2 separate regions of the Homo sapiens genome follow, and region 2 is linked to region 1. A link is a loop called in an ENCODE intact Hi-C map of the cell type or tissue named here. Cell type or tissue: heart left ventricle. All regions are shown on one strand. Each heading gives the region's core, and the rest is flanking DNA. Links, peaks and the distances in the headings are about the cores only. Region 1 has its middle 120 kb from the start of GNAT3. Region 2 holds the start of LOC105375373 (a long non-coding RNA gene).

Region 1 (2,923 bases), core at 122-2,621:
ACATTTTTCTTACTTTGAGAGGCCATGCTTGTTATCTCTAGCTCAGTGTGAGGAGTAAGGATGAGAGGTGTCAAGAAAAAAAATTAAGTAATGTTTTCTCATCTAATCAATAATTTTATTTTTTGAAACAGAAGTGCCTTGATACTTAATGGTGGACCTATCAAACTATACATATTTACCTGGGATCATTTCAAATTTAGTTTGAATGTGGATTACAGCTTTCCTATTTCTGTAACCTTGGTTATATTACTTAATCTCTCTCAACCTCTGTACGCTCATGTGTAAAGTGAGTATTATACATTTTTGTTTTGTACACAAAGTACCTTAAATAATGACTATAGAGCACTTAGCATTGTTGGAGAAACCTTGAACAAACATTCCTTAAGTACCAACTGTTACTATTTGCTTAATAAATTAAAAGTCCAGGCCATTAAACATGCACATAATCTCAGTTTTAGAAATACTCAATTTCTGTTGATTCTTTGAAGAGACAAAGAATTATGATTACTTCACATTTTCCATGGAAGGACTGTAAACCTCTGAAGTATGAAAGATTTTTGTTTGACCCAAACATATATATTCTGTTTTGTATAAGGAATTCACTTTTAAGAAATCATGTACAAATTGACATTTTTACCATTAAATGAATTTTAATAAGCAGAAGATTTCACCATTTAAAAATTATTTCTTATACTATGTAGCCACACTTCACTTAGAAGATGCATCAGACATGTGGAATAATAACATTTGGAATAGTCAGAGTTAGAAAACATGAGACCAGAGGTTCTCAAGTGTGGTGCTTCAACTGCACCATCCGCATCATCTGGGGCCTTGTTAGAAGTACCAAATCTTGGGCCCCATACCAGACCTACTGAATCACAAACCCTGTGGTTGGAACCAACCACTCTGTGTGTTAACTAGTCCTCCACGGGATTCTGATGCTGCTGCTTTCTGGGAGCAATTGCATTAAAAATACCAAAAGGTGAGAAACAACACTGGGATGCAATTGTAGGAGGAAGGAGGGAGTGATGATATCTTCTTTGCTTGACGAAAATGTGAGATAGACACTACTTTTGAGCTGGTAACTTGTCCTTAAGCTGAGAGGCAATGCAGAACAGAAACATTTAGTCTGGAAAAATTAGGAAGTATTTCCAGGAAAACAAGGTGGGAACGAGAGTTAGGTCTCCACATCACATTTAGGGAGTTGGGAGTTCTTTAGAATTCACAGAACAGAGGACAAGAGAGAACTTCAATGTATTTAGTTGAAAATATTTCTGTAAGTTTCTAGGCTGCAGAGTCGGTTTTAAAAAATCAAAAAGTCACTTTGTGGTTTAGCATATAATTAAGAATTTTCCAGCATCTAATGGTTCAATAGTGGGACCACGTCATTCAAAAGCAGTGATAGAAAACTCAAGATGGCGTGGGGAATTGCTATTCTCAAGGTCTTAGGATTTTTAAATTAAATTCCTAATTAAAGTAAGATAAAGAAAAAGGTGAAGTCTACATCTCAACAATTAACATAGGTGTAAATTCTTTAAACTCAGTAATTTACTATTCCTATCTCCTGGTCACTAAGAAATATTTAAATATGTATTCCAAACTGGGTGGATTAGAACTAACCTACTTTTAAGGTATTCTTTTCCTGATTGAATTATGTGAAGGTCAGAATTTAAAACAAACAAAACCCCCAAAATGCTACTAACAGATGAACGTGCGCATTTCAACCAGAGTGTGCTGCTTTGCTTCACTGAGCAAATTCGTGATTGCCCTGAGGCAAAGCAATTCCCTTTCACTCCTGACCCTCTGCTCTCAGCCCTGCTTTGCCTGCTATGAGGTTTTTTGAGTTAGAAATATGTGATCCTAAGCATATGTTTGGAAATAATATCATTCTGGCTTCAAGGCATAACTTCTGTTACTTAAATTGTCAACTTGTATGTGCATGTTAAGACAGAAAGGTCTAGGAACTATTCGGTATCATTCAGCAGCCTGCTGATCTGTTCTGCTAACACTGTCACCTTCTAAGGAGAAAACAGACACAGGGTTTTGCTTTGTTTTTTAATATTTTTTTTCTCTTCTTCCTTTGTCTTTAGTAAGTATTCATCTTTCTAATCAGGGCAAGGAAGTCACCAGGGTTATAAGACCATTTAGATCTTATTAAAGCTTTGGGGATTAAATTTATCTTAGATGTGAACATCAAATATAATCCCTGAAGTGTATTAAAAATGGTTTTACCCATCACTCATTTCTAAAAATTGAATTTGTCTGTTAATTTTTACCAACATGCTATTTTTTAAAACTGATTTTTAATCCCCATACAATTGTGTGATTCTTCCAGACTTTTCTTCATGTCACTCTTGAATTTCTTTGGGCAAACTTCTCGCCATCTTCAAGCTCCTTACACCTTCTCTAGTTAACTGACACTCATCCTCTTCATGATTCCACCTGCCCCTCAGAAGCCCAGCTTGTGGAGAATGCTCCTTCTCTCACCTTCGATGTGCCACAGGATCTCAAAACAAGGGTGGTGCTATGATTTGAATGTGTTCTTCAAAGTCCATGTCTTAGAAGTGTAATCCCTAATGCAACAGTGTTGAGAGGTGGGACCTTTAAGAGGTGATTACATCAGGAGGACTCTACCCTTATAAATGGATTAATGTCATTATTTCAGGAGTGGGTTTGTTAGCACAAGACTGGGGTCCTTTTCATAAAGATTGGCTAGCTCCTCTCTCTCTCCCAGGTGATGTCTCCTGCCTTGTTAAGATGAAGCAAGAAGGTCCTCATAAGATTCTGGTCTTTCGATCTTGGACTTGGATCTTGGTTCAGCCCCCAGAACCATGAACCAAATAAATTTTTGTTTGGTATAAATTGCACGGTCTCACATATTCTGTTACGGCAGCACAAAATATAATAAGACAGCCACTAAGGT
Region 2 (2,923 bases), core at 322-2,821, 52 kb before region 1:
AACATTGCCTTTAGAAAAGATAATTTGGATATAAATTTGTATTTCTTCCCCCACATTGCTTTCACCAGCATCACCACCTGCGTATAATACCTTATTCTCTCACTTGGTATCCCACATAATATGGCTTCGGACCAAAGAGCTCATTTTACAGTGAAAGTAGTCACTCATATCAGTGAGACTTACTGGTGCTACCATGTACCACATTGTCTGAAGATGCTGTCTTAATGAAATAGCCCGATGGTCTATTGAAGAAACAGTACGTCACCTGCTGGGAGGACAAGAAGAGCCAACACATACACATAAAAGCTTGCAAGTCCAAGGTATCTTCTGACAAGATGTACAATATATTCCAATAGCAATTGATAGCAATAATGACTAATAAATACATGATGCTGTTTCTACAATAGTCAGGACACATGGCTTTGAGAACGAAGGGGCTGGAGTGGGAATATTCCCTGCCCTGTTACCTCAACAATGCACCCAGTAAAAATTTTGTTTTCTCTTTCTGTAACTTTGAACTCTGCTGGATTATTGAGTTTAATTCTCACACACACACACACAAAAATGGTTCTATTCAACTGGAAACTGAGAATTCCATGGAACCACCTTGAGCTCCTTATACCACTGACTCAATGGACAAGGGAAGAGTTAAAGGTCTGAGATGATTGATTCTGATTATTAGGGGAAAATAGGGTTGCTAGGGTTGCTTTTACGCACTCTTAGCCATTACTACTAATGCCTATTGCTGCTGTTGCTACTGCTGCTGCTAATACTACTGGGAACACTTTAGGAATAATATTTAGTCACCCAACCAGGTAAAGAACTGCAACCAGACCAGAAATGCCAGCTGAGAGACAAGGGGCAAGAACTAGATACTGGAAGAAGGAAGTTGTAAAACCCAACTCCAACCTCATGGCTTGTTGCTATGTGTATTTTCAACTCTGCTTTGTTTACATATGTACATGATGGCAAATGTGGACTGAAACAAAAAGTTAAGATTAAAAAGATATTATTTGACTTGCATAAAACTGAATAAGTCTAAAAGAAACTAAATAATTAAGCCTTCAAACAATGTTGTTTTTAAAGTTTGTAGCATTTCCACTTCTGAAATTATTAAAGCTTAAACCCTCACTACGATTTTGGGGCTAACCTGTTTTCCTTGTGTATGTGTCTGAATTTATGCATATTAACCAAATGACATTTTTTCCTCTCTCTTACCTTACCATTGCATATATAATGTGTGCTGTTGCTGGTGGTGATCCTTCTAATTTAGTTGTAAAATATCAAAGAGGGATTTTATGGTAGGTATGCATATTTTCTTCCCTGCTTTGTTTTGCATATATTTTTATGAATAAATTAATTTTTCTCCTCCTTCTTTTTCTCTTTCCTGGGCAGGGGAAAATAAAGTTATTGACATATTTCCAAAACTTCCACTGGATGTCCTTGTTCATTTTCTCCCAAGATCTGCAGGAACAAATGCAAACATTGGCTACAGGAGAAGAAATATTCCACTCCTCACTTGAGGGAGCTGTAATCTGTTTTCCTGTTGCATCCTTTCCCTTAAATGTTTTTCCAGGGTGTTGCAGAGCCACAGAACCCTTGGTAATTTTGCCAAGAACAAATTGTGAAGTAGCTTCTGAACCCATTACCTACTAAGATTTTATTGTTCATCTTAATTTTACAAAATGTCCATTCTTGGCCAAAACATTCTCTTCCTTAAATAACAAGAGATTGTGTAAGTAATTCTTAGAAGGCTCAACTGTATAGACTCCCTTTGGCCAGAGGGGCAAATCCTGGATTGAGTTTTTGAAATATCTTTTTAAAAATTATTTATTGCATAACAAATTAAAGAGGGCCTATAAGTTTTTTTTTTTTTTTTTTTTTAACAGCTGTTGAGCTATTGCTCTTCTGTGATAAAATCCCGTAGAAGATTTAACCTGCTATGGATTTCTGGGAGGTCACAGGGCTAAGTAAACTCGGAATTTGGGGTAAGCTTTTTCAAACAAAGTCACTGAATAGATGTGGATGAGGAAAAAAGCTTGTGAAAGGCATCAGGCACTGCAAACAACAGCTGCAGCTGCAAACCGGAAAGCATTCATATCCCTGTGTGACAGTTTGCTCCTCAGCCTTCCTAGGATTAGGGTGTGCACGCAAACAACACAGATAACACGAGAAAGAGTCGTTTATATCCTTACAATGTTTGCATTTATGTGCACGAGGGTACAAAAGGTGACATAGAAACATATTTGAAACATTGCTCTGTGACTAAGAACTTAGTCTTATCATTAAAGTAATAAACTGTGTGAACTGCCCTAATTTATGCTAAATCTCTCAGAAGCACCAAGCAGCTCAGCTGTTGCTGCTAGACCTCAGCACCTTAAAGATTGGGGATTCCGTGCTCTCTGGTGACAACCCTTGAGGACAAAACAGGCCTATTGGAGAAAGCCATTTATCAGAGCCCTCCTTTGACACAGGGATGCAGGGTGTTTGGACTTCAGGGGACTGCTGTGGAGATGGAGGAGAAGGAGAGAAAGGATAAGTCTACCCTATGCTCTAGAGAAGAGACAGCTGGCTACATATTCTTTCCAACCACACTTGTTCCTACTGGTAGTGCAATCAGGAACAATCTCTAAAATCTATTGCTGCGTATCTAGTATCTGCTTTGAGACATGGAGTCTAATTTTTTGTTTGCTTGTTTACATAGTTTGATTTCTTTTCTAATCTGATGTTAAATAACATCTATAATTTTGCGCTTAAAGTGTAAATTATCACATAAAGAGAACAGTAACAGGATTTCACAAACACTTGTTGTTCTGTCTTATATCAAAATAATATAAAATACTAAGACCTTTATATTAGATATCAGTATGTAGACTCTCATTATTTTGGTATGTAATGTACATTTTAGAGCACCTACCATAAG

Evidence for each region. A loop is a pair of places that touch in the nucleus more often than their neighbours do. Peaks named below come from ENCODE experiments on the same cell type or tissue, not always from the same donor. Only the 100,000 strongest peaks of a DNase experiment are listed, where the experiment ranks them.
Region 2: a loop joins it to region 1, with 3.0 times the contacts of the local background. A loop is called at or near these places in 6 of 110 quality-filtered maps.

What each region holds. Positions count from the first base shown.
Region 1 is chr7:80,386,021-80,388,943 of GRCh38, forward strand. No RefSeq gene overlaps it. Among named protein-coding and RNA genes, the nearest start is that of GNAT3, 120 kb to the right of the region's middle. In heart left ventricle, for the core only: no CTCF peak of the experiment used is centred there; no DNase peak of the experiment used is centred there.
Region 2 is chr7:80,333,500-80,336,422 of GRCh38, forward strand. It overlaps LOC105375373 (a long non-coding RNA gene), which reads right to left and starts at 1,454. Exons shown (of 5, transcript XR_007060401.1): 1 at 1,224-1,454; 2 at 184-265. In heart left ventricle, for the core only: a CTCF peak has its summit at 1,490; no DNase peak of the experiment used is centred there; H3K27ac peaks cover 1,581 bases.